4 separate regions of the Homo sapiens genome follow, and regions 2, 3 and 4 are each linked to region 1. Evidence: chromatin loops called from intact Hi-C (ENCODE). Cell type or tissue: chondrocyte. All regions are shown on one strand. Links, peaks and the distances in the headings refer to the core of each region. The heading gives the core; the rest is flanking DNA. Region 1 holds the start of NIBAN1 (niban apoptosis regulator 1). Region 2 overlaps NIBAN1 (niban apoptosis regulator 1). Region 3 overlaps NIBAN1 (niban apoptosis regulator 1). Region 4 overlaps TSEN15 (tRNA splicing endonuclease subunit 15).

Region 1 (8,175 bases), core at 805-5,804:
TAAGTCTTTAATCCATCTTGAGTTGATTTTTGTGTATGGTATAATATAAAGAATGGGTCCAGCCGGGCATGGTGGCTCACGCCTGTAATCCCAGCACTTTGAGAGGCCGAGGCGGGCGAATCATGAGGTCAAGAGATCGAGACCATCCTGGCCAAAATGGTGAAACCCCATCTCTATTAAAAATACAAAATTAGCTGGGTGTGGTGGCACACGCCTGTAGTCCCATCTACTCAGGAGGCTGAGGCAGGAGAATCCCTTGAACTCAAGAGGCAGAGGTTGCAGTGAGCCGAGGTAGCGGCACTGCACTCCAGCCTGGTGACAGAGCAAGACTCCGTCTAAAAAAAAAGAAAAAAGAAGGGGTCGAGTTTCAATCACCTGCATATGGCTAGCCAGTTATTCCAGCACCATTTATTGAATAGGGAGAGTCCTTTCCCCATTGCTTTTGTCAGCTTTGTTGAAGATCAGATGGTTGTAGGTGTGCACCTTTATTTCTGGTTTATTTCTCTATTCTGTTCCATTGGTCTATGTATCTGTTTTTGTCCAATATTTTTGGTATACTGTTTTTGTACCAGCATTATGCTGTTTTGGTGACTGTACCCTTCTAGTATAGTTTGAAGTCAGATCATGCCATGCCAACAGCTTTGTTCTTTTTGCTTAGGATTGCACTAGCTATTCAGGCTCTTTTTTAGTTTCATCTGAATTTTAGAATAGTTTTTTTCTAATTCTGTGAGGCATGTCTTTGGTAGTTTGATAGGAAGAGCTTTGAATCTGTACATTGCTCTGGGCAGTATGACCATTTTAACAATATTGATTCTTCTTATCTATGAGCATTGAATGTTTTTCCATTTGTTTGTGTGAATCCATCTTTGTACTCTGTTTCATCCGTGAATATTTACAAATGAGTGGATAAGGGTAGATGAGGATAATCAGTCCTTTCTCAGAGTATTCCTGAAGTAGAGGTGACAAGCTAAAACTACACTTCTGGCAGGAGATCCAAGCTAGTTTTCTTCAATAACAATAACAGTATTCTGAGGCACAGTTATAGCAATTTATATAGTCAAAGAAATTACTTCTCCAAGAAGATACACTTAATTCTAGGAGCCAACTAGAGTATTGAGAGAAGAGTTCAACACTAAATATTTTAAATCATTGAGTTGTTATCTGGAAATGCTTGAGATCACAGTTTTTGTTGAGTACAGATTTTTACATTTTATTTTTCATTCATTCACTTATTCAGTGGTTATCTACTGGACACCTACTACATGCTAGGTGCTCTTCTAGGCATTTGAAATACAGCAGAGGACAGAATAGACAAAAAAATCCCTGCCATAAGAGGAAAAATAATAATAAAAAAGGAAACAGAAATTTTGAGGGAAAAAGCCCCAAGAAACAACAATAACAACAAAGAAAATCCCTGATCTTATAGAGTTTACATCGCAGTGGGGGAAGATAGACAAAGAAATATGTGTTAGATGATACTAAGTGATATGAAACAGAAATAATGAAGAGCAAGTGGCAGAGAGAGGTGATGGCTGGTGTTCCTGGGTCAAGGAGAACCTCTCTGAATTACTAGCATTAAAGTGGAGGCTTGAATGAAATGACTGAGAGAGTAACCTATGTGAATATCTGAAGGAAGAGCATCCTACAGAAATGAAAAACAAGTGCAAAGGCCCTGAGCTTGATGTGTCTCAGAAAGAGTAAAAAAAAAGGCTAGTAGGGCTGGAACAGAGAGAACAAGGAGTGGTGGTAGAGAAGATCACAGAGGAAACTCCACCTAGGCCCTGATAGACGTCGTGGCTTTTCTCTGAAGAAGGTAGATCAGTTAGGCAGCTAGTGTAATGAATAAGGTGAGGAATGATATGGGATGTCAGTAGAGGGGATGAGAATTGGTTGGCTATTGGACATATTTAAAAGCTGAATTGACAGGATTTACTGACAGATTGGAATGTAGAGTGTGAGAGATTGGGTGTGAGTGTGATGAAATAATTGTGTTAAAGTGCAAGTTAGCTAATAGGGAAGGCGGGGGTGTGTGGGAAAGCCTTCAAAGTCCTCCTCAGGCCTGGTTCTAGTGTATACAGACCATTTGACCTTGAGGTTAAGTCAATAGGAGTCGCAAAATAACTGACTACTAAGAATAGGATGAAATCAGCGGTGACCCCTCTGCCCAAGTGGGTCTTGTTCCGAGAGGCTGCCAAGCTAAATAGTGGTTGTGGGAAAAGAACAAATATCTTTTCTAATGATTGATTTCCAGTTAAGGAGAGGAATGGAAAGTAAAGGGGTAAGGACAGACGTTCATCAAGTCTTAGGAAGTTTCAGGGCTGGGAGTATATTGCAGGACCAAGCCTTAGTTTTTCCCTGTCTTTCCATTTTTTTTTCTCTTTCCTTTTTTCCTCATTTCCCCACTCCCTCCTTGGTCCAGGTTCTCGCCTGCAGAAAGGTATAGTTTACCTCTAGTTCTCAAACTTCAGCGGGCATCAGAATTCCCTGGAGGGTTTGTGCAAACACAGATTGCTGGGCTCCACTCCCACAGATTCTAAGTGTGTGTGTGTCTGTGTGTGTGTAGAGGGGTGGTGGACGAAAGCGCTGAGATTTTGTATTTCTAACAGGCTCCCAGGTAATGCTTGGGAAGAACTGTTGCTTCTTGGACAGCAACACTTACAAGGCAACGTGATCTTGAGCTCCACCTCGAAGGATGTGAGCTGGGAAAGTTCCAGCTCACAGAGATTTAGTCACTTGAGAAATGGTCCACTTCCTCCAAGGTGTTTCTTGGATGCCCCAAAGGGATGAAAACAAGAAGTGACCGTGGGCGAGGAGGAGGAGCTGGCCGACCTCCTCGGTTGCCAGCCCGTCGGAGCTCACCAGCTAGGCGAGGGCGGGAAGACAGCCCCCGGGCCGGCCCACGGATCATCAGAAGGCGCGGACCTGGAGGAGGCGCCCCAGAAGGCGACGCCTCTTGCCTCCTGTCTCTCGCCTCTCGAAGGAAGTTTGCTCTTAATTTCAGAGCCGGGTTCGCCGTCGGATCAACCTCCAGGAGCTAGCAGCGGGCGCGGACCGGGCAGTTTCCGCGCTCAGCACAGGCAGCTCGCGGTCATGGGCGGCTCAGCCTCCAGCCAGCTGGACGAGGGCAAGTGCGCTTACATCCGAGGTACGCCCGCCCGCCCGGGGGCCTGGGGAGCACCCTGACCCGTGCACCAGGCTGGCTGCCGCGGTCGGGGCCCCAAGGGGCGCGCCCCGGGCCCTCTCCCTGTAGCGCGCGGGGATCCCCGACCGCAGCCCGCCCGCGCGAGTCGGGTTTCCTGCCCCAGCCGGCGCGCTCCGGCGCGGGTGTGGACCGGGGACCGGGAGGGCTTGGGAGCGAGGCAGGTGCAGGATGCGGGTGGGGACGCCGGCGCCTTCGCCGCTCCCGCCGCCTCGGGGTCAGTGCCGCCCCCGCCCGGCGCACTTCGCCCTCCAGTACCTGCCCTGGACTGAGTTCTGAGCGGTTTCTGAACTGGCCGCCAAGAGAGCAGCGGGGATATCCCGCGTTTCTAGAGATACCCCTGGGGATTCCCGGCAGCTAAAGCAGAATTTCCCTCTTAGTAATGTTGGCCTGGCTTTGGAAAGCGCGGCGTTGGCCGCAGCTTCGCTCGCACTTCATCCTAGCACTTGCAGGATGATTTCATCAGCGGCAAAAAGGACAATGTCATGCCGTTCCCTTCCCGCCCCGGAGAGGGGCGAAGCAAAAGAGGAACACTGGCGTGCTTTGTAACTGCCCGAAAGTTACAGATGGGGAGAAACTCATTTAGGGAGACCCTCAGAGATGTGGGGACTCAGTAGAGAGCGTGAGGCTGCAAAACAAACAAAACAAAACCCAAACCGAACTGAAACTGCAGGAAGTCCTGACTCGTTATCTCCTTTATTTCCTGGGCGTATTTGGCCTCCCCTCTTCTCACCCCCCACCCCAAACTTGCCTTCAACCGCTACCTAACATTTGGTTATCTTACCAATTTACTGTCTTTCCCCCGCCCCGCCGCCAGATCCCCCACCCTCGGCTTCAGAAATATCTTCCAGACTATGTATTAAACTCTAGGTTTATTTGGCCCTTGAATCCTTTCCTAAGAGGAAATCATTTATTTGGTGTTCTTATTCCACATTTGTTTTCAGTCACCACAACATTTAAGACCGTTTTAAAAAGATATCAAATCAGGGTACGTGAAGAGCAACGGAGCTGATTTTACAGATTCCTGCTCTGGTGCTTTTGGAGGTAAAAGATCCTCAACAACCTGTACTGTCAGGGGATAACACTTGGTCAAGTATCTCTTTGCTTTTGTTTGTTAAAGGGGAAAAGACGGATGATTTATTTATATTAGTAAAAGAGCTGAACTAAGCTTAAAAGAAATAAATGAAGCCTGCCTTAGTCTTAAAAATGTGGCTACATGCTTGTGTTACCAGTGTATAGGGACTGAAAGGGCAATCAACAGAACGTAGTGAGAAAGGGCTTGCATTTGAATGTTAGCAAAGTTGTGTTTAAGGCATTTATATAAGACTTTATTTCACTGGAAAGCTTAGGAGCACCTAATGTGGACGCATGGCCAAGTACACTAATCATTTGAAGTTAAGCAATGTGAAGGATTAACATGCTTAAAGAAGACTTCCTGGCCGTGCCATTTGTTGCTATTGATGCAAACATTGTACTCAGATAATAAGAAAATGCTATTAATTTCTTTATTCTGAAAGCTATTAAATTATTACATATACAAAAGTACGAGGGAGTTAGGGCAGATGAAGAACTTGTAATGCAAGTGTTTGAATGAGTAAACCTATAGCATATGGTGTGACAGTCATTACATTTCCCAGTCTTGTTCAGCTTTCTCTCTTCATTCTATATTCAGGAGGGCACTTGCAAGGTATGTGTAGTGGGAGAGGGAAGAGAAGAGTTAAAGTTAGAATACCTCCAGGGAAAAAGACTCATCACTTCATGTGAGAATGCTAGTCTTGCCAAAAGAGAAAAGAACCTTGGAAAAATGCATGGTGTTGTACATTGTTAGTGCATGAGCAAATGAGGGTCACAGGGCTGTGATTTCCTGATGGTTTTGAAGCCCAGGTTCCTGAGTAAAATCATAGCCCTATCTTTACCTCTTTGCCCATTTTTTAGCCTATAAATATTCTCAAGCTTTGATTCAATTGTAAGCAAAACGATTGGAAGTATGACAGTAAAGTTTAAATATACTTTTATGACCTGTTTCTCATAAAGTAGCCATCAGTGAAATATAGATTTGAAAGCTCCTGAAGCTGAGACAATAACTTTCTTTTAAGCTTGATAAACTTTGCTAACAAGGAGAGTAGCTAGTCAATATATTTTGAGTGACTTTTGTTAACTTTATTTTGTATGCATCATAAACCGCTGTATGCTACTGACGCTGAATCAGCCTTTACTTTAAGACAAATCATTTAACAGCTGCCATTCCTTGTGTGCCTCAAAACATCTGTGTCATATGGATGTTTTGAAAATACATTGTTTCTTAGGATTTAGTTAATCTTCAGGTAAAGATATATCATCTACGTTAAGGAGTTACTTCATTTCTAAAGATGTTAGTTTGGGAAATTACGGCAATGCTCATGTTTCTTACAACAGAATAAATTTTTAGGATTGTTTCTAGAAGCCTTTCAGTAGTGTCCCTTGATAAGATGTTTCTATTAATAAATAATACTGAGACCAACTTGTGATCACATGAGCTGTGTCATATGTTAGTCTTAAGTGATGCTTTTAGCACTGACCTAAAATGATCCTTTTTTTTTGAGACAGAGTCTCACTCTGTCACCAAGCTGGAGTGTAGTGGCACGATCTCGGATCACTGCAACCTCTGACTCCCTGGTCCAAGTGATTCTCCTGCCTCAGCCTCCCGAATAGCTAGGATTACAGCCACGCACCACCATGCCCAGCTAATTTTTGTATTTTTAGTAGAGACGGGGTTTCACCATGTGGGCCAGGATGGCTTCGATCTCCTGACCTTGTGATCTGCCTGCCTCGGCCTCCCAAAGTGCTGGGATTATAGGCATGAGATACCGTGCCCAGCCAATCTTTTTTTTAATGAGGAAGAAAGCTCATAGATTCCAGGCATCAGTGATCAGTTTGGGTGCTCTTCTCTCTTTATGCCATGTTTTCTTTTCTTTTCTTTTTTTAGTTTTCTGAGATAGGGTCTCACTCTGTTACGCAGGCTGAGTGCAGTGGTACAATCACTGTGAGCCTTGACCTCCCCTGGCTCAGGTGATCCTCCCACCTCAGCCTCCTGAGTAGCTGAAACTGCAGGTGTGTGCCACCACGCCCAGCTAATTGTATTTTTTGTAGAGATGGGATTTTGCCATGTTGCCCAGGCAGGTCTCAAACTTCTGGGCTCAAGCAGTCTTCCCGCCTTGGCCTCCCAAAGTGCTGGGATTACAGGCATGAGTCACCATGCCCGGCCTCTTTTTCTGTAAAGCTTTTGGTATGCATGAAATTAAACTATAGCTTAAAAAAAAACCCCAAAACAAAACCAAAAAACCCCCCACACTGTGTTTTCCTGTTTATGCAATAATTTTATTTCCTTCTAAAAATTACCCTTGAATTTTTAACGAATCAAAAAGAAAGCAAACCTGAAAGATCTCCCACATAAGAAGTCCTGTGGAGGGTCAGAAAAGTACTGGACAGTCAGTGCCGCAGCTGAAAACCATGGGATAAACAGATCCTAGTGGGCACTTGCAGGCCTGCCAGCAGCAAATACCAGTTAGGAAAACTGTTTTCCCCCACTGGATTTATTATTGCATAGTCAGTTACATAATATATAAAGGGCCCAGTGGCTTCCTCCAAAAGCTTCTCAATGATCTGATGCTTATAAAATAAGAAATGAGTTTCAGCTTTAAAATAGCACATATTTTTCTCAGGGAAGTTCCCTCTTATTTATACAAGGGTTAACTTAGGTGGCTAGATACAAAGTTTAAAGTGATGTGTCTAGAATGAAGTCTCCATGGGCAAGGTGGAGGATGGGGAGAGCTGTACACATCTGTAGTCTACTTAGTGTGGATGTGTCGTACTAGTCCACACATTTGCTTCTTCGGTCATAATTTGTTGGTGGGAGATGGGCATAAGAACTGGTCTGACTTAACCTGAATATTTTTGGTAGTGTGATCTTAGAGTCCAAGTTGGCTAGTAATGGCAATATACTATGATGAGAAAGTTAGGAAATGCATTATGGTAGACACCGTGGTATGTCAACCCAACATCTTTTTCCCACTCCTCCATTTTTTTTTTTTTTTTTTTTGAGACAGGGTCTCACTCTGTCACCCAGACTAGAGTGCAGTGGGACAGTCATGGCTCACTGCAGCCTCGACCTCCCTGGGCTCAAGCGATCCTCCCACCTCACCCTCCTTAGTAGCTGGGGGTACAGGCATGTGCCACCATGCCCAGGTAGTTTTTTTGTATTTTTTTGTAGAGACGGGGTTTCGCCATGTTTCCCAGGCTAATCTCAAACTCCTGAGCTCAAGTGAGCCACCTGCCTTGGCCTCCTAAAGTTCTGGGATTACAGGCATGAGCCTCTGTGCCCAGCCCCCATTCCTTTTTCTAACAGAACTCCAGTTTTGTTCAGGCATTAAAACTCCTGGCCAGGTTTGGTGGCTCACACCTGTAATCCCGGCACTTTGGGAGGCTGAAGCAGTAGGATTGCCTGAGCCCAGAAGTTTGAGACCAGCCTGGGCAACATGACAAGACCTTGTCTCTCTCTTTAAAAAAAAAAAAAAAAGAAAGAAACTCCTGATATTGCCCTCTGTTTCAGAGACACTAGCCCCATTTAAGGTCCCTGAAAGGTGGCTGCTGATTGGTCTGTACCTGTTGTGGTGGTGTGGTCTCCTTGCCAGTGATTATAGTAGGCATGGGATTATGTTGCCAGCTGGTCAGTGATGCTTGAGGGGAAGTTTGCCACCTGCTTCTAGGCGACTTTTCTTCCCTTTTAAAAAGGAGGCAAAGTGAAGGGCACTTCTTCTCCATCTTTTGACTTTGTTGCATCTGAATGTGATGCCTGCAACTGCTGTTTTTATCTTGATGAGCAGGAGGGGAGCTAGCCTAAAGACAAAGCCAATACTTGGAGCACTGCAAAGCTGAGGTGTCTCAGAGAAAAGAAGCTAGAGCCCTGACAAACTTTGCTGATAGCCACTATATACTAA
Region 2 (8,185 bases), core at 1,623-6,622, 170 kb after region 1:
AGGGGTAGTGCCCAGGAGTCTGTTTTAACAAGACCTCCAGAGGTTCTGGTGTACCCTACAGTTTAAGAATCACTGAAAAAGATATAAATTGGCAGCTTGGTTTTATACTTGACATATCATGATGAACATCCTTACAAGTCAGTAGATAAAACCAGATGTCTCTATTTCTTTTCCTTTATTCTTTATGCATATATACACATATATAATTGTGCATTAACAGGATCATTTTAGAAATGTTTTGGGGTTTCTTATTGCAGCCTGTTTTGTTTTACTTGTCTTCACTCTTCCCCTTCCCCAATGCCACCTCCTCCCCTCAAGCAACTCGTGTTAACAACTTAGCATATGCCATTCTGTATTTTCCCCATTCTTATCTAGCACATAAAACACACCCTTAGAGGCTAGACTTTAGATTGTCTGCTTTAAGAAAAATGGGATTATATTTTATACATTACTCTGCTTATCAGTTTCTCTTCCAAAAATACCCCATGAAACTGTTTCCAAGGTAACTGTTTTAGCTCTAAATCTTTCTTTGTAATGGCTGCATGATGTTTCATGTATGGATACACCATGATTTATTCATTCATCTCAATATTGCTGGCATTATGAATAAAGCATAATAAATTAATATTTTTATGTATACACATATATATGTATATATATATACACACACACATATATATGTGTATATATATATACACACACACATATATATGTGTATATATATATATACACACACATATACCCTGATGTATTTATTTCTATAGTATATTCTCCTAAGACAAGATAGCCAGGTTGAAAGTACATTTCTCATGTTAAAAAATGTTTCCATTGCATTTCAAAAAAAAGGATTTAAATTTTACATTTCCACTAATTGTGTATGATAAGGGCTTTCTCCCCCATACTGCTATCAGCTATAGGTGTTATCATTTGATTAAACTTTTGCCAATCTGATAGGAGCAAAGTGGGAACCCATTTTTCCTCTTCTGTCTGCTTAATTGATATTTTTTAAAAATAGACACATTCCATTTGGTGAGGAGCTGCAAGTTCCACAGCATGCTTTTGATCCTTACTTCACTTCAGTGGACCTCTCCATAACTCACTTCATAAAGGGAGCAGTATTTTCCCTTTAAAGCATAATGAGAGTGGGCCCTCTTAAAATTCCTGTTTAGAGAAATCTAGAAATCTAGATTATCTCTTCTGCGTGAGCTGAAAGTCGGACAGTGCATCTTATATTATTCATATGTAACCTGCCTCACTCCCCAGTTCTCTCTAGAGCCTCCATTTTCAGAACCTTTCTTTCTGCCTTCTTCTGCTCCACCCATTCCCCTGTTTATTTTAAACCTCCAGTATTTCCTTTAAAAAATGATTTTAAACTAAGCTTGGAAAACAGAATGCATTCTGTTGCAACAACATTTGTTGATAACACTTTAGGGCTTTAGCAGGTGAGGTATGATGCTGGAAGCCCAATGGCCTCATTGACTGAGTGCAAACTAGAGTAGGAGGGACCCCAGTTCTTCAAACTGGATACCTCTCCCAGTACAGGGCTCTGCCTATCCACTTCCCATCCACTAGCACCTAAAGCAACCTATAGCAGAGAGAAGCCCTGTGGGCCCTGGCAGATCCTCATAGAATTGTGAGGAACTCTGGCTTCCCTTCCAAAGTCCAGGAGTCCAGGGAGCATCCTGACCTCCCTGGCGTTTTTTGAGAGGAGTGTCACTCACTAAAGAAGATTTTGGAAGCCTGGGGGCCCAGCAGCAACCACGTATCAGAGCCTACCTGTCTGGTTCTTGAGCTCTGGAAGTGGGAGATTAGAGTCCATCAACAGCTTACAAAGACTGGAGTCCCCGTGGGTGCACCGCTGGGTCTTCCTCTCATCCAGTTGGTGTTTCTGCTGGTTTCTGTCCTAGCATTACAGCTACCCTAGGAACCCACTGCAGGAGGAAAATAAGACAGTTGAAGGTGTCACAGATGTAGGGATCCAAGTAGTGATTCACTTTAACAACTTGCATTTGATTGCTTAGAATGTATGTAATATGCAATATATATGCAATACCGCTCCTCATTCTGAGGGTGTTTAATGTTTCCCTTCACCAAAATGCAGCATCTAGACCGGCTTATGAATCTTCCGCTGCATTCCGTGAAGATGGAACCTTGTTATACTAAAGTCAACCTGCTTCACGAGCGCCTGCAGGATCTCAAGAGCCGCTTCAGATTCCCCCACATTGATCTGGTGGTTCAGAGGACACAGAACTACATGCAGGAGGTGGGTGTGGCAGGGGCATCCGTGGTGGATGAGGGTAAAGAGAGAGCAGAGAAATGGGTGCTGGCCAGTGAGACCAGCTGCTAGTGTAGCTCAGGGAAATACGTCGCGTCTCTTTAGCCATCATGTTGCGGGAGGACACGTTCTGTCCCTCCACTGGCTTCATCTTCCATCCATGTGGATGAACATCATAGACAAGACATAGCTCAGAAAAATAAAGTAGCATTAATTGATAACTACTTGATTTGTCAAATCAGTGCTGTAACCTTGGCTACACATTGGAATCACCTGGGGGAAATACTGATGTCCAGGCTGGCGTGCAGTGGCATGATCTTGGCTCACTGCATGCAACCTTTGCCTCCCGGGTTCAAGTGATTGTCTTGCCTCAACTTCCTGAGTAGCTGGGACTACAGGCATGTGCCACCATGTCTGGCTAATTTTTGTATTTTTAGTAGAGATGGGGTTTTTACTGTGTTGGCCAGGCTGGTCTCAAACTCTTGACCTCAAGTGAACTGCCCACCTCGGCCTCCCAAAGTGCTGGGATTACAGGCATAAGCCACCACACCCAGCCTATATGGCTACTTTTTGATAGAACTTCCCTACCCTGATTCCTACTGTTTCTAATATGCAGCCAGGATTGAGAGCCACTGGCTTAAATTAATTCCCTAACGTAATTAAGAGTAAACCAATCAATCAATCACAGCTTCATATTTGAATTTCTTGAGTCTACTTGACAGGTTTCTTTTTTTTTTTTTTCATAAGGAACCTTTTCCCCAGTAACAGGAATGAATAGCACAAACTCCTTCCGTATTATAGTGTTTCCTAAATGAATAAGGGGTACGGTCACCAAAGCTCTAAAGGACACCATGCCATTTCACACAGATATTCTGAGGAGAGATTACTGTGGGCCGGACACTGTACCAGATCCCACTTCAGGGAGCTTGAGTGAGACAAATTCTTAGATAAATTCACTACAATGTTGAAGGTATGATAAAGGTATATATTGTGGCCAGGCACAGTGGCTCACGCCTGTAATCCCAGCATTTTGGGAGACCGAGGCGGGTGGATCACTTGAAGTCAGGAGTTTAAGACCAGCCTGGCCAACATGGTGAAACCCCATCTCTACTAAAAATACAAAAAAATTAGCTGGGCATGGTGGTGCACACCTGTAGTCCCAGCTACTTGGAGGCTGAAGCACGAGACTCGCTTGAACCCTGGAGGCAGAGGTTGCAGTGAACCAAGAGTGTGCCACTGCACTACTCCAGCCTGGATGACAAAGTGAAACCGTGTCTCAAAAAAAAAAAAAAAAAAAAAGGTATATATTGGATGCTTTGGGACCACGGGCTTGGGGAAGAAAGGAGAACTTTTTTTTTCATAAAGGTTATGGGCAGGATTAAGTGATACATTTTAGCTAACTAACCCTTGAGTTGTGAGGGATGAAAGAGGAACGAGGAACAAAATTGGGCAACAGTTTAGCAGAAGTCTCTTTCGTAATACTGGACCCTGGTGACGGGAACACAGGCAAAGGTGCAGAGAATAAGATACCTGAACTACTTCTGCTTTCTGACCCATGAACATGTCAGCCACTGTCCCCACCCATCCCTGACCCTGCCTCTCTTCCCAGCCCTGCAGAGAGAGGGAGAGATAAGCTGTGGAGCGGTTTACATCTACTTAAAGTGGAGGTGCCACCAAAAACTAGTTGAAGAAGGCTCCAGCCTCATCCCTTAATCAGTGGCTGCAGGTATCAAAGAATAGGAGTGCCCACGGGAGATGACAGAATGCTTGCTCAGTCCCATGGCCTTGGGTTTTCCAACTTCTTCCTGCTCCCACTGTGACCACGTGACCATTTGTTTCACAGCCCTGGTGATGGGGTGATGTTGCCTTGGGTACCCCCACCGAATAGCAGCCGAGGGGACTCATCTCTGATGGCCCCTACTCTGCAGTCCCACTTAGCCAGGCCTGTGGGTGGTGATCCCAGCCCCTGACTGTTGTCTGTTTCTGTGTCGCTTCTGGTTTCTAGCTAATGGAGAATGCAGTGTTCACTTTTGAGCAGTTGCTTTCCCCACATCTCCAAGGAGAGGCCTCCAAAACTGCAGTTGCCATTGAGAAGGTTAAACTCCGAGTCTTAAAGGTAAAACCGTTCTCTTGTTTGTGGGAAGCATAAAAAGAGAACGTGACCCCTGTTTCTTTTGTAAAGTGGAAAATACCAAGTTCTCTCCTTGGCTCTAATCTTTCCCCACTCCTTTCTCTCCCAAGTCCAGTGACTGTCAGTCCGCTGCAGTTTCTCCAGTGTGACTTCCATGCCTCTTCTGCCATCTAGCGGCCACTGCTGGTCCTCAGCATCATTACCCACAGCTACAGGCCCCGCGTCCCAGCCTTCATAGAGATCCAACTCGACAAACACGTATTAGCTGTCCACTATAAGCACTGCATGGGATGTAAAAGTAGGCAAGGCACAGCCTCTTTCTTCAAAGAGGTTACAATATAGTAAAATCCATTAAACTGGCGAATAATTTATTGATTTTGAAAAATCAGAACCTCATGGCAAAGGAAATACTCCAAAGAAAAGAAATCTACCATATGAAATTGTTTTAAATGTACTTCAGAGTGTTTATTAAAATAGTTTTAATAATAGGAGCTTTCACATATATGTTATATTTTAAAGCCTCTTACCTGATCCCCACAAGAACTTGTGCATTAACTAGAATATTCCCCCATTGTACAGATGAGGAACTGATTCTGTAAAAGCTAATGTGACTTAATTAAGCTCAACAGGCTGATCAATGGTGAGCTTAAGGATAAACGATCATACACCTAGTCCACTAATTTTTTTTACTGCCTTCTAGTTCCCCTAAACATTGCCTTGGAACAGAAGATCAAAGTCCCACAGAGCCTAGGGGTGGTCTCTGAATTTCAGACTTGATCTTGATGCCTCACAGGCAAGAGGAAACTCTAGCAACTAAATCATTGATATTAAAAACAATATTGGGGCCGGGCACAGTGGCTCACGCCTGTAATCCCAGCACTTTGGGAGGCCGAGGCGGGCAGATCACGAGGTCAGGAGATCGAGACCATCCTGGCTAACACGGTGAAACCCCGTCTCTACTAAAAATACAAAAAACTAGCCGGGTGTGGTGGTGGGCACCTGTAGTCCTAGCTACTCGGGAGGCTGAGACAGGAGAATGGCGTGAACCTGGGAGGTGGAGCTTGCAGTGAGCGGAGATTGTGCCACTATACTCCAGCTCTGGGTGGCAGAGTGAGACTCTATCTCAAAAAACAAAAAACAAAAAAACAAAAAAAAAAACACCAATATTGCTCATGATAACACACATAATGATGAAATTGCAATGCAACTAAAAAAAAAAAGATAGTGTCAGTGTCAAATGCTTTAGCGTACAGAAAGAAAGGAAGAAAAAATGTAGAAAGGTGTTGAAATATTAGGACCTCAGGTTTCAAAGAGATTTTGAGTGCCTTTAGTTCAACTTCATATTCAGTGTTCAGCAGGTTCCCTCAAGGGGTGGTCCCACTAGTGCTCCGACACCTGCACTGGCAGGATACTTTCTACCTCTCAGGATAGCCCATTTTAGTTCTTGACAGCAAGAACATGCTTTCTCATGTTAGGCCAAAGTTCTCACCACTGGTTATTCCAGTTCTACCCCCTTCATTCATAACCTTCTTCCACGTGGCAGCCTTTGGTTGTTTGAATAGAGTTATAACTTGCCCTAACTTATTATCTCCAGTATAAACACCTTCATCTCTTTAACTATTCTTCACTTGGCCTGACCATTCTTCTCGCTGCCTATGACTATACTCTTATTTATCTGTGATCCCCTTGAAGTGAGATCCACAATTAAATCCTGGTCTCCATGTTGGGATGTCCAATGCAGAACAGACAGAATCGTCATCTTTCTTGTTCTGGATACTGAACTTCTTTGGTTAACATGTCACAGTGTTAATGGAGCCACTAGCCAGGCCTTCTCTTCCCTTGTTCAAATCATTACAACCCACTGACCCTGGTTTGAAGATGTGGAGTAATAGATGATCATGGTTTCCATGGACCTACCTGGGACAGGAGTAATAAAATACAAACTCACCCCCCAGTTCTATCCCCAACTTCTTTATAATGCAGAACTCACCATTCTGTTTTGATCTTGCCTCAGTTTCCATACCTGTAAAAGGTAAGAGTGAGATGGGTCATTATCAGTTATAACCTGTGCCTGCAGTGTGAGGGAATTACATGGAAAGATCTCTGAGGCCTTGGAAATACAAGAGTTCTCAGACATTAGGAGGAAAAGAGAGGTGAAGTGGGTGGCTGAGTTTTTTGAGTAAACATAAGTCAACAGATTGTAATGTTACTATTTAACATATGTTTCTTTATTGACAGCAATATGATTATGACAGCAGCACCATCCGAAAGAAGATATTTCAAGAGGCACTAGTTCAAATCACACTTCCCACTGTGCAGAAGGCACTGGCGTCCACATGCAAACCAGTAAGGGGATGAGTTACCCTAAAGAGCTTGCTCTTCTTACCTCTGAAGTTCAAACAAGTTCTTTTGTGATGTGTACTGGCAAACAGCAGACTAGACCAGGGAGGGATTGGCAGACATTTTTGTAAATGGTCAGATAGTAAATATTTTAAGCTTCATGGACTGCACTATTTCTGTTGCAACTATTCAGCTCTGCTGTTGTAGCACACAAACAGCCATTGACTATATATAAACAGACTTTATTTGCAAAAACAAGATGCTAGCCAGATATGCTGACCCCTGGACTAGACAAAATCTCAAAGGGCAGTGATCTGAATTTGAGCCAAACTAGGGGTTGACATAGAATACCTAAGGATACCAGGTGTTTCTCATTATAGTATGACTCATAGGTCCAACGTGTCCTCTGAAACTTGACCACTGTATCCAAAAAAGATATTAGCTAACATAATTACAGGATATTTGTTCTGTTAAATCCAGCAATGTTGTTTAATGAAATCAATGAAACCACTTAAAACCTCTACAAACATTGAGCATCCAGTGAGAACCATGATTGCGAGGGTGTGACTTCATCTGTAGAGCAGAGCAATGGGCCAGCAGAGACTGAAAACAGCTCTGGGAGGAGGTATTATTTATATCCTCATGGTACAAATGAGGAAACCTGAGTGGTTAAGCCACTGAGCCGAGGCCACAGACCTGGTGACCACCAGAGTGTGAACCCAGTTCTTGCTTACCTAAAACATGATAGGCACTCAGAAAATGGTATCAAGTACTACTACCACTATTATTATTACTACTTCTACATTTCAAAAATAATCTATTAACCTGAAGCAAGGCCTGCTCCGTTTTGGAGCAAATGATAAAGAGGTTTTTGGAATTTAAAAAAGGGCTTTTTGGCAGCTCGGAGAGTCTCCAAGCACTGGAACGTTAAAATCCTTTGCATAAGTTATTTTACTGCAACATGTCATTGGTCATTTTTATAGTCTGTAAGTGCTGTTTTCCTTCACATCCTCATAGCGTATTAGATATATTTGGCATTTATTTGTGGGGCATATTTCTTTCATAGGAAAGGATTTGATTAAGCCAAGGGATTGACCTTTGGCCTTACATGGCAGAACAGTTCAGCAGCCAAATGATGATGGTGTCCACTGCTAGGTGGGTTTGCACACAGATGTTCTGCTTAGGATTTTTTTTTTCAATCACAAAGGCAGTTTGGGGGCCTCAGATCCACCTTCTCTCAGGAGAAAGGTAAGGAGAGTTCTCCTTCTCATCGGCTCCCCTCTTTCCAAGCATCAACATAGTGTGCTGTGCCCAATCTGTAAGAGGCTCTTGTAATTTTTTAATCAGGAGGCATTGATTTCAAAAGAGCCTGTGACCCAGAGGTTTTGGTAATGGAGGATATTATATCAGCATCAAGAGCTTTTTAAAAATCTGGATTT
Region 3 (8,185 bases), core at 3,156-8,155, 150 kb after region 1:
TCATTCCTTGTGGTAGGATAGTACCTCTCAGATATGACACCATTTAAAATCCAGTATGTTTAGAAGGGCAAACCCGTAAAACTAGTATGTAAGACAATATAGCATCATGGTTAGAGGCAAGCTCTGAGGTCAGACTACATTTCACACCTGGGCTGTGCCACTCACTAGCTATATGATCTAGGCAATTAATTCATCTTTCTGTGCCTCAGTCTCCTCATCTGTAAAATGAGGATAATTATACTCTCCTCGAGGGTTTTTGTGAGGTCTCAATGAAATCTGTAAAGTGCTTAGATGAACATTATCCTGCTTTGTAAGTGTTAGCAATTATTATCTTCATTTGCATAAATTGGCATGTTGTGTTGATGCATATTGTATTGAAAGCTGATACCGAGTCACAGAGAAATTGTTTTGTTGGGAAACTGGAAGGAGATACTTTGAACACAAGAGGCACTGTTAAGGGACGGCCTTTCTGAGTAAGGTGTCACAGCTGGTAGCGTAAAGGCGCTGGGTGCCTGTGGGTGGATAGGGGAGCATGTATAAGAGAGGGTAAAGGAGACGGGCCTCCTTCTAGTCCTAACCACTATGCTCAGTAACTGATAGAATTCATCAGCTAGGACGATGAACAAGTAGTGTGATGTACACCTGCAAATTAACTTTGAATTCAGTACTTGCTTAACTTTCTCTGTGTCTTATAATCCCATGCCTTGTCATTTTCAGATAATGCTAGGTCTCTGAGCCATTACACTTGAAGAGCTATGGGGAAATCTAGAGTGTTTTATCTTGCTGAATGCCCTTTCTTCTTTTCTTTAGATTACATGAAGCAGATGACATTTGAAGCCCAAGCCTTTTTAGAAGCTGTGCAATTCTTCCGACAGGAGAAGGGTCACTATGGTTCCTGGGAAATGATCACTGGGGATGAAATCCAGGTAATATGGGGTTCAAAATTTTGGATTCTCTCTGTGTTTGGGTATTTGGGTGATACGAAGTCAGGGTCATTTTATTAAACAATCAAACAGAAAAGTTGCAAGTATGGAAGATGTGGTTCCAAAGACCATCTCTCTCATGTCTGCAAGCATTGGTCAGGAAACTACTGGGCACCTACTACAAAGACCACCAGACTGGGCATGAAATAGGGCAGCCAAAAACATGACAACTACAGTGGAAAGAGCTGCCTCCACTGTTTTCTATGAAAAGAATTACTCTTTCAAATGACCTCGTGCTTCCAGACTAGAATCAAGTGTGAGTACCGAGGAATAGTGCGAAGTGCATGACAGGGCTTTAGCTAGGGTCCGCAAACTTGGACTTCAGTCATGCCAACTTATTTAACCTCTTTTAGTCTTAGATTACTCCTCTGGAAAAAATAAGAATAATAATGTTTACCTTGCATCATCGTGACAAGTGAAGTGCAGTTGGGGAAGTATTTGGTACGCAGCTGTCTTTATTGAATTATATGTAAATGAAGTAATGAAAAAAACAAATTCAAAAAGCATTAGACAGTTTTCTATATATTTAATTTATCTTTTCTAGTTTTCTGTGCCCTGTGGTACATTATAATTCCTCATGATCCTGACTAGATGCCAATCATGGCCTAAGCACTTCAGTGGGCTTGGTCCCAGGGACAGTATTATAAATCTAAGGAAACTGCTTTGTGATGTGACCCCAGCCTCCATGATGACACCAGTCACATGGCTGCTTCACCCAAGAAGAGGAGGCTGGGTACGGGCATATTTACATAAAGTAACACGGTATTTAAGAATGCTATTTTTTTTTTTTTGAGAGGAGTCTCGCTCTGTGGCCCAGGCTGGAGTACAGTGGCGCAATCTCAGCTCACTGCAACCTCCGCCTCCTTAGTTCAAGCGATTCTTCTGCCTCAGCCTCCCGAGTAGCTGGGACTACAGATGCATGCCACCACTCCTGCTAACTTTTGTATTTTTAGTAGAGATGGGGTTTCACCATGTTGGCCAGGCTAGTCTCAAACTCCTGACCTCGTGATTCCCCCTGCCTCGGGCTCCCAAAGTGCTGGGATTATAGGCATGAGCCACCACGCCTGGCCCCACTATTTTTTTTTTCCACATCTCCTAGGGTACCTCTTTTGGGAGCTAGTGAAATTCATTATTAGAGAACAATATTTGGAGGATGCTGAATGGTGCCTTGCCTCTGTGTGGTCATTAAACAGCTAATGCTGAAAACTCATGAGGGAGCTCTTCTTTATTGTTTCACCATATGAAAACATGTGTTTACCATCAGAATCTTCTCTTTCTCTCTCTCTCTTTTTTTTTCTGTCTGGTAGATTCTAAACTCATCTATTTCCCAACCTGAGACTTGCTTCTTTCAGAATTTTAAACAAGTCTTGGTTTCTGATATTTTGGGGAAGCACAGCCATTCATAAGTGTGAGAGAACTAAATAGTTATGTACTTATGCCATTAAGAAAAACAAAAGTGTCAGAAGGGGAGGCTGAAGCACTTGACACTGGCTGGCCTGCCATGTAAGCCAACATAGTTAATAGATAGATGAGTAGTCAAATGCTTTTGTGTGATACTTGACAATGTTCGAAACCTAATGGTGTTTGTCTTGCCAATCTTATGAGATGGGTAAGGCAGTTATTGTTATTTCAATTTTGTAAATGAGAAAACTGAGGGAAGCATATAACAGCTAAGTGACTTGCCTAGTCTCATTCATTCAACTACTATTTACTGAGCACTGACTCTATGCCGGGCAATGTGCTGGGGGCTAGTGACCCAGAGATGGACAAGACAGAATGGTCCTGGCCCTGTGGAGCTGATAGTTTCAGAGTTACATGCTAAGTGGACAAATGCAAAGGCAATGATGGCTTCTGATCCTGGCCGAGTGAAAGACCAACACCAACCATGGGAATATACTAAGTTACACATTTATTTTTTAATAGCTCCTTGAGTTCAGCTATGCCACTTGCTTCACTTTTTTCTTTCACTTGGAAACTAATGTGAACTTACATTCCTCCATGATGCCATTGAAAATAGATATTTAGGCCAGGCGCAGTGGCTCACGCTTGTAATCTTAGCACTTTGGGAGGCCAAGGCGGGCAGATCACAAGACCAGGAGTTCGAGACCAGCCTGGCCAACACAGTGAAACCCTGTCTCTACTAAAAATAGAAAAAAATTAGCTGGGCATGGTGGCGGTCCTGTAATCCCAGCTGCTTGGGAGGCTGAGGCAAGGAGAATTGCTTAAACCTGGGAGGCGGAGGTTGCAGTGAGCCAAGATCATGCCACCCTACTCCAGCCCAGGTGACAGTATGAAACTCCATCTCAAAAAAAAAAAAAAAAAAAAGAATATATGTATTTAATAAATCCTTTCTGGGAGTTGAGTTTGAGTTTGTTTTGGCTTCAGGCTGATTATGTGCTAAGTGGTGTAAGTTGGAAGAGAGAGAAATGACTCGTCCCTTGCCATCATGGTGAGGCGAGACACACATAGAAAACATGCAGAAGACAAGGCACATATGTGTGTGGGGTATATGTATATGGGTCTCTATATAGATGGAGATTGTAAAGCATTTGTGCAAGTGGTCATAGTAAGCTCCTAGTTTTGCAGGATAAAAAACATTTTAAGTGGGAAAGCAAAACAAAACAAAAAAAGCAGAAAAGAGATCAGAAATCACTGGAGGTATCAAGTGTCCCACTAAGAAGTTTCACAGGGGCTGGGTGTGGTGGCTCATACCTGTAATCTTAGCACTTTGGAAGGCCAAGTTGGGAGGACTGCTTGAATCCGGGAGTTCGAGATTAGCCTGGGCAACATAGCAAGACCCTATCTCTTCAAAAAGTTTTGTACAAATTAGCTGGGAACAGTGGTATGTGCAGGTAGTCCCAGCTATTTGGGAAACCAAGACAGTAGGATCATTTGAGCCCATGAGGTCAAGGATGCAGTGAGCTGTGATTGTGCCACTACACTGGGCAACAGAGAGACCCTGTCTCAAAAAAAAAAAAAATGGTTTTGCTTCTCTCAGAATTTAAGTGTTTTGGTAAAATAACAGACTAATAAAATGTGAATGCTGGAGGGGCATTTCAGGATTATTTGTCCAGCACCCTACAGGTAAGAGAAAGAACATTCAGAGCAGTTGGCTGAAGTCAGAAAACTAGTCTGTTACAGAAATGCATTTTAAACCGGCTTGGAGAAGCTGGTAAAAGGAAATGGCCTCTAAAGCTTACTGTGTGAGGCCAGGTAAGGATTATAGTTCCCCTCAGACTCTAAGACATGGTGCATAACAGTAAAGCAGTGTCTACCCTAAGACTCATAGAAAAAAGAGGCCAGGGGCCCGGAGAAGCTACCAAGTGGTTAAAGAAAATGGCATAGCATAACTGAGTTTGAGAAAATGACATCTTTTGTTTAAAGTGCTGGGTTTATTTGCATTTTTTCTTCCTGTCTGCTAAGACCTTAATCTTAACCCTGTCCTGAACCCCTCTACCCTAGGGGCCTGCATTCAGACTTCCAGCCTTGCTCCATTACCTTCATAGTAATGACTCACACAGCAAGAATGGAAGGCCCTCATAGCGATGGTTATTTTAGGCAAGTGCTCAGGCAAAGCAACTATCTCAGAATAACTTGCCTGGCAGACTGTTAAGGTGAAAATATTTGTATGCCAGTAAAAACATCAACATATTTTCTACTTGTCAATATAAATATATCAAATGAGATCATGAGGGAAAGGGCTTTGCAACTGTAAAGTATCTCTAGCTATGTGATATATTTATTATTTGCTTTTAAAATACCAAGATGGGCTAGAGAACAGCTCATAATTCCCACAGAACAGTTTCAAGACGGAAAAAAAAAAAAAAAACAAAAAACAAAACTACCCGCATTTTTAGGCCTTGTCCACGTGCTCCAGAGTTGTCTTTTGCTGAAAGATCTTAAGTGTGACTCCTTTTGACTGGATTTTTTCACCCACGGCCACTCAGTAATGCAAGGGGCCTGGACCAGCAGCCTGGTGAGACTGCGGGGCCTGCTTCAGGAAGGAGGGTGGTCTCTCTGGACCCCACACCTTCCTGACAGCTCAGCATCTGAAAGGAAGCACTGTGGTGTGGCCTTCAAGGGGCGATCCCGGGTTTGTTGGTTTTGATCAACCTAGTGACATGCTTAGTTTCTTGTAGGAGTGATAGAATTTTTAAATCTCCAAGTCCTAGCAGTTAAGTATACAAAACACTGCCCTTGCCAACACCCCCCATTAAAAAAAAAAAAAACTGAAGTATTTTTAGGTCACTTATGTTAAAATTCAGTGGATACTGTTCTGAGGGGAAGAGGCTAGGGAATTCCTTCATTATTACAATTTATTTATTAGATTAGCTACTTTCTCTAGAAAAGCCCAAGACCTTAAGACTCTGCTTGTGGAAGGCAGACCATGGTAGGGAATGCCAGAGTGGGCTCTGGGGAGGTGACAGGCAGCACTCGATCAGGGCAGGGTGGGGCTGAAAGTCGGAGGATGAGGATGGTGGTTGGGATGCGATGCACTTGAGCTTCAGCACCCACAGGCTCTGCTGCCCTGTGGCTATTCCCTGAGCCCCACTCCCCCACTGTATTAGTCCGTTTTCATGCTGCTGATAAAGACATAACCGAGACTGGGTAATTTATAAAGAAAAAGGGTTTTAATGGACTCTCAGTTCCATGTTACTGGTGAGGCCTCACAATCATGGAGGAAGGTGAAAGGCGCATCTTACATGGCAGCAGACAAGAGAGAATGAGAGCCAAATGAAAGGGGAAACCCCTTATAAAATCATCAGATCTGGTGAGACTTATTCACTACCACTAGAACAGTATGGGGGAAACAGCCCCTAGGATTCAATTATCTCCCACCAGGTCCCCCACACAACACATGGGAATTATAGGAGCTACAATTCAAGATGAGATTTAGGTGGGGACACAGCCAAACCATATCACCCCCCCGCCACTCGTAACCCACTCCCACCCTCTCTTTTTCCTCGCAGACATATTTCCTTTAATTCCCTAAGTTGTAACATAGAGCCAAATTTCTTGGAACATTGTGTGGGAAAGACTAAACAAAACTATAAGCCCACCCAAATGGAACATTATTTTTCTTTGGCCTTTATATATAGCATTTTCATATTTTCAAACCCATTTCACACTTATGCTAAAATTCTGACCAGTCTCTGCAAAAGGATGAATTGGGACAATTCTTATGACCCTTGAGTTTCATAATGTCAACCCACTGATTTTAAATTCTGGCATTGGTCTCTCTTCCTCTTGGCTCACTCTTCCCATACCACACTTTCGGCAGATGTGTTCCAAACAAGAACTTATCCCATTGAGCAGGGTGGGCTGGTGGATTATTAATTACCCACTGAATCTATTAGGTTGGTGCAAAAGTAATTGCGGTTCTTGCCATTACTTTCAATAATTGTTGGACCTGCTAATTTCCATGGAGTTTTGTGCATGTTAGGTTACTCTTAAACACCACAGAAAATGGTGATTCATCTCTTGACTGCCCCCAGAGAAGGCTGAAGAAAGGTCAAAAACATCCCCACCAGTGAATTACCAGGGCTAGTGGAAACTCTGTCCCCATCATAACTTTTGTCACGCCAGGCAGATCCACTTGGCAGATGACAGGAGCCCCACTTGCTGCCCAGAGCTAAGCACCTTCTCTGCCAGCAACCCACAGGCACAGTGGGACTGGATAGCTCGTCCACCTCCACCCTGAGAGTGTTTCTATTTGCTTCAGTGAAAGCGTTACACCTTGCTGCGACAGAGCCCTGATTAAAGGCAAGATCAAATGAGCTCACGGGCATTTCCACTAGTGACCAGTGACCTCAGAGCAAATCTTCCTTAATTCCCAAAGCATAATTTGAATTTTTATGAGAAGTGAAAGGAGGAGGTCAGTTATTTTGGACAAATATTATTTCAAACTCATAGAACAGATGTTTCAAGTGATTCCCTACTTTTCTGCCTGCTTCCCTTCCTAAAACTGTGCTTCCCCTTTTGTAAATCTTAGTGTGCAGCCTATGATTGCAAGCTGAGCTGTGGGCCTTGAAAGACTCGTGGTGAAAGTGAATCTGAACAGCAAAGCTGCTGCAATTCAGGAGCAGGGGTAAAGAAGGAAGGGCCAGTAGCATGAGTGGATGTGTAGAATACTGCTCAGATTCACAAGAAATAGTTTAATTGAGCCAAGCAAAATTTTAGGAGTGATGTGGGAACACATTTTTTAAAAACACTTGAAAAATTTAGACACTCCCTCCCATATTCTTTTTTTATTTTTTCCTTTTTCTTTGTTTCAGTCCCATTAATTATCTCATACCCTCCCATAAATGTTCCAAATATTTGTTTGTTCCAAAATATTGGTTATTGCCTTCTTTTTCCTTTTTCAAACTGTATCCAGTCTTATTAAAGATGCTTTTTGTAAGCAATCATCGTATATTAGACAGGCCATGAGCAGACAATTGCTAACAGTATACAACAACTTCCAAACTCTCTTCTTCAATGAACCAAAATCAGACAGCTGTATAAAACCCAGTGAAATCTTCATTTGCTTAGACTCTCGATTGCAGTGAGGGTTGACATTTCACATGTAGCATGTTGTTTAACAACTTTTCATGAGCCAATCTTGACTTTCAGGAAATGAAATGAAAATGGCAGAATCATCAGTCTGGAGATCCACAATCTAAAAAAGGAACTGCTGTTGTTTTGAGAGCTGCCCTCTCAATAGGGGTCACTGGAAGGTCCAGATGGCCACCTGACTGCTAATTAATTTTAGGTGTCAGGTCCCAACAGGTCTCTGGGTTTAAGGAAGTTGAGACCATACTAAAGGCAGAGAGGGAGAAGAAGAAATAATGAATTTTAGTTTTCCCACACCATAAGGTGTTTGTGCCAAGGTAGCTATGTGTGTCAATGCCAGGAATCCCCCTCCTGGGAGCCAAGAGGAAGTTTCTCAAAACTGGAAGAAAAGGTGTTTCCCCACATTAATCCAGCTTCGGAGACATTCTATTAGTGACATATGCCCCTTCCCCCCGAAAAAATGAAATGTTCTGTGTAATAATAACATAGCTTTAAGAAAAGTAAGACAACATTCTACATTTTTATAAAACTCCATTTAAAAAAAAATAGTATTTCCAATTGTATGGTTACCAGAAGTACACAGTTATCAAAAACGCACACACTTCCCCTGGCATCTCCAGCATCGTCAGCTTTCTGTGCCTGGTCTGTTC
Region 4 (8,185 bases), core at 1,240-6,239, 910 kb after region 1:
CCAATCTAGGGCTTTCTCACCAACTGCAGGCAGGTACTCTCTCTGCCATTACTACATACCCAGTCATAATGAACTATTGGCAAATTTCAGGCCCTCTCAGCCCTCAATACCTTGCTCATGTTATTACTTTAACCAGGGCATCCATTCCCATCCTTGTTCCTTGTTCTTGCATATTTCAAACATCTTGTCCTCCAGTAAGTTTTCCCAGACTCTCTTGTCTCTTTATCCCACCAGTCAAAGTTAGGTCTCCTCCCTCTGTGGTCTTCCTCAGTACCCTGTACATATCTGTCATTACGTTTATCACACTAGATGTAAATGACTGTCCATCTCAGCTCCAGACTGTTAGCATCTTGTAGGCAAAGTCCATAATATTTTGCACCCGATGAGCCCAGGCAGCCAATAAATAAATAAGCAACTTAGAAAATACTGGAATAATTTGTAATTTACCTTTTTATTCTATCCTAAAACCAAATTTTGCCTCTAGGTAGTATATAATTATGTTTGTATTAATTATATTTAAATAAAAAGTAAAATCAAATACATTTATAACATTTTTAGTGATGGGTAAGAACAATAAATAAATTTTTAATTTTCCCTACACATCTCGGGGTTTTAAAATATTAGGTTTTTTCTTCTCCCCATGAAAACACAAAGGCAATGGATTTAAAAATAAATAATTCGTCCATTTATATTATCTGGGTTACTGCTGTGATAATACAAACAGCTAATAAAATGTTCTTTAATCATGTCCTTTAAAAAAGAAAAATTACTATTGGCAGTCTTTAAAAGCTATATTGGGAAAAATTAATTCTGACAAAGAAAAAATAACTAAAATTCATCGGATTCAATGTATGAGGAAAAGAGAGTACATTCTTTTGAAAACAACATTGAGGGAAATAGGATATGATATGCATTAATAAGCTAAGCATCAGATTAAGCAAATCACCACAGGCTAGGAATCCTAACTTTGGCTCTGACATTCATTTCTAATGTGCACAGAATTATTTTCACTTCTCTTAAGGCATAAATTCCTTTAATTGTACAATACTCTTGCCAAAATAATTTTATTCAAACCAACTTTTAAAAGCTCTTAGACTTTTAGCTTCATGGTAGCTAAGCTTGCAAAGGAGCAATTTGGTATATGGAATGTTTACATCTTTTTTCTAAACTTCCCAAGTAATATGCAGATGCCAAGAAGAACTTTTGAAATATTTTTGTCTCAGATAAGATGGCTGAGTGTATTCAATTTAGAAAGGTTACCAACTGCCACGAAACAATAACAACAAAAGAAATGCCACTATTTGAGGTCCTAGGGGAACAAAATGGTGATGGGAGAGGCTCCATTCTCCCATCCACTATTCTTCTCTGACACTGAGAAGAAAGAACCATTTACAATTTAGTCAGGTTTGAAAGGATGAATGATTCACGTATTACTAAGGAAGGAACTACAATCCTTTGGGGAAAGAAAAGGAGATTAATAGTTTCAGAAAGCTGTATCTTAACTGTGCCTGGATTTTATAATTGTATAAGACATTTCACTTCGCTCAGCTTTTTTTTAATTTACATATAACCACAGATGAGTTTAAAATATGTCAACTAAGGTTTTCCCACCTCTTGTATCTTACTGAAGAAACAAAATTTACATTAGAATTGGGAGGTGACATTGGGTCTATGAGGGGGAAAAAAAAACAAACAAAAAAAACCCTACCAGTAGTTAAAGACTAGAAAACCATTTTGTTCCCTTATAATTTGAGTCCCTGTATAAGTCACTTAAGATATTTTCCCATTTGCAACTACCTGTAGTACTACTACTATTACAGAAAATTGTAATACTATTATCCTAATTTCAGTATAGTATACTTTTACCATTTAGGGTACTCAATAAATACCAATGGACCCAAGGTGGTCCAAAGTGAAGCTAATCAGGCTATCTGAACATAAATTTGACTTCATTTGCAATCTTAGCACTGAAAAAGATAGGTCACTAGTTTTAGTTAGTATTCCTCTTGTTGTCTCATCTTTAAATCCATCAGATCTCTTTCATCTCTGTGTATCTATGAATATGATTTTATACCATTGCTTTGTCTGAGCAAACTGTACCTCTACAGTCATTTACCAAAGTTGCTTCATGTATTCCTTAGATTCAATTTAGCAAAGAAACAATCTAGAGTACTGTCCATATGGATACCATGCAAATATACAACTTAATATGGCATTATAATGCAAACTAAAAATTATTTTACATTAGCTTTAGGAAGTATTTTTAGATGAGAGAAACAAGAAACACTAGCAATTAATTACTTCATACTCCATCAGCAAAATTTTCCCACTAGATAATCAGAAATGGGCACTTTATCAATTTTATTCCCCCATTACAGATCAGGAAATAACATTAAATCAATATTTTCATAAGGACTATTACACACAAGACCTTCTGAAACTTGAAAAATATGACAAAGTGTTTTAACTGTGATCACATATCATATATAACTGCTTTACAGAAAATGCTAAACACAAAACGTACTTGTGCTCAAAGTAATGCATTCACTCACAGTCATTCAAATACACATTCACCCTGTAATGGAATCTGTCGACACTCTTGCCAGAAAGTATGTAAACAAAACCACCAGGTCTAAAGCCTGGGAAAGTAAGTGGGAAGCAGACACTAAAAACTGTTCAGGCATTCTTAGAATAGCACACAGATATAACATTAAACACTCCTTAGAACAATTACTTTTTAAGGAGGCAGAAAATACATATACACCATAAAATAAATAATAAACCATATAAATATACATGCCACTCTGCCACATAACAGTCAAGTGGTGACTGAAACAGTGGGACTATTTGTCATCACTAGGGAAATACTTTATAACTAAGTTGTAGTTAACTATGTAAATGACAGAGTTTGGTTCAGTTTTACAAACAACAGATTATAAAATTTGTCTCCTTCAATAAAAGAGACAGTTATCAGGCCTTATGTGCTATATGCTCTTTGTAAATAATAAGAAATTGTAGCTCCAGCAAACTGCCAACTCCTCTGGCTCTACAGCTGTGTATGCTACCCAACTCTCCTACTAATAAAAATGTTATTTAAGGTTTTTTGAGGACTACAAAGCATTTTTTAAAGCACTATATTCAAGCAGCTAAGACGCACAGTCTAAAATGGTGATTTACAACTGGTATGCTGAGGTTGGTTGTATAGTATGTGGCAAGTAATTTGTTTCTAACAATAGAGTAGTAAAGTTGGCAGGGTATTTTTAAATATAAAACTAATATTCCTGATAATATTATCAGTCTCACCAGTGATATTCCAACATTCTTTCTTGAGTGAGAGTCAAAAGACAAATTAGCACTAAGAGGTCCTGGGAACAATATATGGGCCAAAGCCCATTATTACTATAAAAGAAAGAATAATGGCTATTTTGGGGGGGAAGAAAGATTATGATTGGGATGGGGCACATTGAAAAGTTTGTGGGGTGCCTAGAAAAGTTCTATTTCTTGACTTAGTTATAATTACAAGAGTTCTAGACGTTTGCCTTATAACTCATTAATTTATACATTGGTATTGTGTGGTTTTCCGTATCTAGTTTCATTTACAATAAAATCTTTTTAAAAACCAATAAAGCAAGAGAAACTCTAATAGCTGTGAGGCTAACTGAGACCGTGGTACAGCTCACTTAATCTTTTATTATCTTTTGGAAAAAGTGGGGGTACAAATGAAAATATACTTTTAACCTCAGCTTTTTGTATGTAAAGTTAGGATAAAACAAACACCCCGTATACCACTAGGGATTTTGGTGCTGATTTAATGAAAGTCTACTTGTAAAAATATTTTGAAATACTTTGAAATTCTGTAACATTCTCTGCAAATGCAAAGTATTCTTAAAACCACATAGAATAAACAATAGTCTCACTTCCTTGCTTAAAGCCCTTCAATGACACCACCCATTTAGCAGTAATTTTCATAGTGTTCTTTGTGGAAACCTAAGACTCCACAGACATGCTTCAGGGGCAGGGCATCATGTACAGATATGCAGATTGTGCTTTGCACAACGGTGCCTGGCACAAGTGGATCTAAAATCTGGCCTTCATTGTTCGCCAAGCCTTGAACCTTAGTGAAGAGACATTTTCCTTTGCATGTCGAGAGGGAGCTCCTTTTCCTAAACTGTTCAGAGACTCTCTAAGTGCTAGCTGTAGTTCTGTTCAAAAGTTCCCCATTAAACAGTACCTTATTTCTGTCAAAAAATAAAAACAAACTGTCTGCAAGTCTTCTTCAAAGTTAAGACAACACAAACACATTTTATATTTGTAATTCCTTCATTTACAAACATATTTGAGCATTTGAGTTCCTCTTCTGTGAGTTGCCTGTTCATATTCTTTGCCCATGTTTCCCATTGGGATTTTTTTTCTGAAATCACAGAAGCTAATTCTAAATTAACCTGTCAGTTATGCACATGTTATAAATCTTCTCCCAGTCTGTGAAAACTTACACATTGCAAGTGCAAGTGTAAACTGGTAATAATCCTTTTGAAAACAATTTAGCAATAACCAGTAGAGATGAAGGGATAGGCCAGGCCTAGTGGCTCACACCTGTAATGCCAGAATTTTGGGAGGCCAAGGCGGGCAGATAACTTGAGGTCAGGAGTTCGAGACCAGCCTAGCCAATAAGGCAAAAACCTGTCTCTACTAAAACACAAAAAATTAGTTGGGCATGGTAGTGCATGCCTGTAATCCCAGCTACTTAGAACGCTGAAGCAGGAGAATCACTTGAACCCGGGAGGCGGAGACTGCAGTGTGCCGAGATTGTGCCACTGCACTCCAGCCTGAGTGACAGAGCCAGAATCCATCTCAAAAAAAAAGAAGGTATAAAGGTATACATGTCCCAGCTATTCTTAGGAAAACTCTCATACATGAGTACAAGGAGGTACTCACAAGGCTATTCATTAGAATACCATTAGTAATAGCAAAAAAGTAAAAACAATGATGGCCTTCATAATCTAAATAAACTTTCCCATCTAATTTTCCATCCTTTCCCTCTTTTCTCTGAAATTTTATTCATTCATTCATTCATTCATTTGCTGCCTTAAGGAATATTACTAGACACCTACTCTGACTAGACACCATGCTAGGTAGGCAATCATGCTTAATTACTTGCAGTTACCCTACTAAACCATGGTCTCTTACTGGCTAAAGAGACTTTTCCTGTCCTTCCTCTGGGTTTTGACATAATTTTGTACATATCCCTGTTAAACTACTTATCAGTACTCCATAATACTTGTTATTCAATTATCTAGCTACAAAATAAGTGAAGGCAGTCCCAAATCACACATTCAATTAAATATCTGAACAAAGGGCAATTCTGTTTTTTAAAATTCCATCCAACAATTACCAAAAAAAAAAAAAAAAGTATTTTCTAAGCGAATATTCAGTGCTAGAATACTACTTTCATGAGGATGTCATGAAAGTATTTGTTATCATGGTATCCCCAGCACCTAGATCATTGCCTGACACATAAGAGTCACTCAATAAATAATTGTTAAGACCAAAAAGCCCAAGCAATATTATCTGACAAATAATAATATTTAAAAGTGAAAACAGAATCGTTAATTTATGTAGATGTTTTATCACTGAATAAGTAAAAGCTGTTTTCCCTCTTAAATAAAAAGTATTTTTTCTTTCATGGTGAGTTGCCCTCACATCTTCCCACCAAATACTTTTAGGACATGTCCCAATGAATTTCTTTGCTATACAAGGTTATCAGAGACTCAACATCAATCATTTTCTTCTCTGTGTTACTAACACAGAAAAATTCCCACATTAACTATGAAAGGCTGGAATTGCAGCATTACTGTTAGATATATAACATTTTATATTATAAAATACACTAAAAGTAAAAATAGATAAAAGTATGCCTACTACCTAAAAGACTGCCCTGTTAAAGACTGAATAATGAAATCACACATACACACATATACACCCACACATTTCCATTTGTTAAAAAGTTATTTGCATAGTTTGAGTTGAGAAAATGTTATGCACTAAAAGGCATATAAATCTAGTATGTATCAGGCCTCATTTGTGCTACATTCTATATTAGTATTCTACTGTATAATATAGTTAAGAATATTTATATAAAAACAAGACATAAAGATTTAAGCTCTCTCAGTTATTAAATGCAACAGCATCAAAATGGCTTACCAAGTTATCATTCCAACTAATTCTACTTGAAGAAGAAAACAAGCTTTAGCCATTCAAGCTAGAAAAGCATTAATTACCACCTGGAAAATACTAGAAATTAACAATGGAAACAAATTTGTACTTCTAGACTTATGAAATGATTTTGATTAAAATAGGCTATTGCTTTCATTAATTTTATTTTTTAGGAATAAATGCAGGTTAATTTCAAATAGTAGCTCCTTGTCCAAACAAATAATATAACATTAATACTAGCTAGGACAATATTTGTTACAGTAATTAAAAGACAGAAGTAATGAGTTCTGAGGAATGAATTAAGACTCTTGGATATAGGATGGCTTGGAAATCATGCTAGTAAAAACCGGAAAGTACTAGCGATTAAATCTGATGTCAATGCTAACAACTATTTGTAATTCTCAAACACAGAGAAAACAGTAAGGAGCTTCTCAAAGAAGCATATGAATAGACTGACATATTAAAAAACAATTCTCATTATGAATAATAAATACAAAAAATACTTCATAGAAATCTGCAAATTTAGTTTAATATGGCTTTATGAAATATGCACAATGAAAATAACCAGTTACAGCAGCTTTAATTTAGAAGGGATCTTGCATGTACTGGTAATCTAAATCCCTCAACAACAAAATAAGACGAGGAAACTGAAACCCAGAGAAATTAGGTGTGTTGCTAAACATCAAACAAAATGTTAAGTGTCAGTCCCAAGACTAGAACCCAGGTCTTAAGACTTTATAGTCTGGGGCTCTTTCTACTAGACTGCTATGTATTCAGTCATAGTCAGCTAGAAAAAATGTTAAGTATTCATCAACGGTATTCATGCTGGAATTTAAGAGGCTCTGCTCTTTTCCCTACTTATATGCCACCCAAATAGAGCTGTGTTTTCATTTGTTCATTCTTCCCATACCCCACTCTCAGAGGTTTACAGCACCCCTTTACATGCTCAATATTACTCTCCTCCACTATCCTCTTGAATCCATCCTTCCTCATCTCTCAAGAATCTTGCTCCATCAATAATTGTCATCTCTTTTCTATTTTCAGACTTTCTGTAGGACAGCTCACGTGGCAGCTGGCTTCCTTTATAGTAAGCAAGAGAGAGTGCCCAAGATAGAAGCCACAGTCTTTTGTAACCTAATCTTAGAAGTTACATTCCTATCATTTTTGCCAAATTTTATTCATTAGAAAGAAGTCACTGAGTCCAGGTCACACTCAAGGGAAGAGAGTTACATAAGGGAGTGAATACCAGAATTAGGAGAAGCCATCTTAGAAGCTGCCTGCTACAGCTTCTAAAGAAGAAATGCATAAGGGAGGCTTGCTAACCAGATACCAAGACTTCTTACCAAGCAAGCGATTAAGAGATATGGTATTGGCAAAAGGACAGATAAACTGGCTAATGGAATATAATAGAGAACCCAGAAACAAATTAATGCATGTTTGGAACTTTGGAAAGTAGCAGAAGTGATATGTCAGATAGTGAGGAAAGGAGGGACTATTCAGTAAATGGAGGTAGAAAAAGTGGTTATCCACATGACAATGGTATCCCTAACCGCCTCTCACACCATTAAAAACAAGAACAATAGAACTCTTAGTGAAAATATAAGTATTTTTTAGACCGTTAGATAGAAAATATTTCTTAAACTAGACACAAAGACGTTGATTATAAAAGATGGATAAATATGATTATATTCAAATTAAGAACTGTTACTCATTGAAAGACATCTTAAGACAGTGAAAGACAGACTTAAAAACTGGAAAACACAATAAAAAAACTATTAGGTCAAGAATATATAAAGAATTCATACAAGTCAATGAGAAAACTAAAAACAACCCAACAGGCAAAAGATATGAACAGATATTTCTTATAAATAATACATATATAAAGAAATATTCAGTATTATGAGTAATAAGGGAAATGTAAATTAAGACCAAAATAAGAATAATCCATTCCATTGGCAAAAATTTAAAAGTC

The links. A loop is a pair of places that touch in the nucleus more often than their neighbours do. Peaks named below come from ENCODE experiments on the same cell type or tissue, not always from the same donor. Only the 100,000 strongest peaks of a DNase experiment are listed, where the experiment ranks them.
Region 2: it touches region 1 in a loop (4-fold over the local background); 106 of 110 quality-filtered maps call a loop at or near these places.
Region 3: it touches region 1 in a loop (2.7-fold over the local background); 18 of 110 quality-filtered maps call a loop at or near these places.
Region 4: a loop joins it to region 1, with 4 times the contacts of the local background. A loop is called at or near these places in 9 of 110 quality-filtered maps.

Annotation. Positions count from the first base shown.
Region 1 is chr1:184,969,272-184,977,446 of GRCh38, reverse strand. NIBAN1 (niban apoptosis regulator 1) reads left to right here and starts at 2,939. Exons shown (of 14, transcript NM_052966.4): 1 at 2,939-3,145. The coding sequence starts at 3,091. RefSeq lists a silencer at 3,155-3,474 and an enhancer at 3,585-3,754. In chondrocyte, for the core only: no CTCF peak of the experiment used is centred there; a DNase peak (open chromatin) is centred at 3,036.
Region 2 is chr1:184,802,152-184,810,336 of GRCh38, reverse strand. It overlaps NIBAN1 (niban apoptosis regulator 1), which reads left to right. Exons shown (of 14, transcript NM_052966.4): 10 at 2,102-2,263; 11 at 4,281-4,391; 12 at 6,645-6,752. Among named protein-coding and RNA genes, the nearest start is that of EDEM3, 51 kb to the right of the region's middle. In chondrocyte, for the core only: CTCF peaks have their summits at 4,385 and 4,584 (motif pointing left); a DNase peak (open chromatin) is centred at 4,583.
Region 3 is chr1:184,824,588-184,832,772 of GRCh38, reverse strand. It overlaps NIBAN1 (niban apoptosis regulator 1), which reads left to right. Exons shown (of 14, transcript NM_052966.4): 6 at 811-926. All of the region lies in intron 1 of LOC107985238 (a long non-coding RNA gene), which reads right to left. Among named protein-coding and RNA genes, the nearest start is that of EDEM3, 74 kb to the right of the region's middle. RefSeq lists a silencer at 6,931-7,131. In chondrocyte, for the core only: no CTCF peak of the experiment used is centred there; no DNase peak of the experiment used is centred there.
Region 4 is chr1:184,056,257-184,064,441 of GRCh38, reverse strand. The region is part of intron 3 of TSEN15 (tRNA splicing endonuclease subunit 15); the gene reads right to left. Among named protein-coding and RNA genes, the nearest start is that of TSEN15, 8.6 kb to the right of the region's middle. In chondrocyte, for the core only: a CTCF peak has its summit at 3,538; no DNase peak of the experiment used is centred there.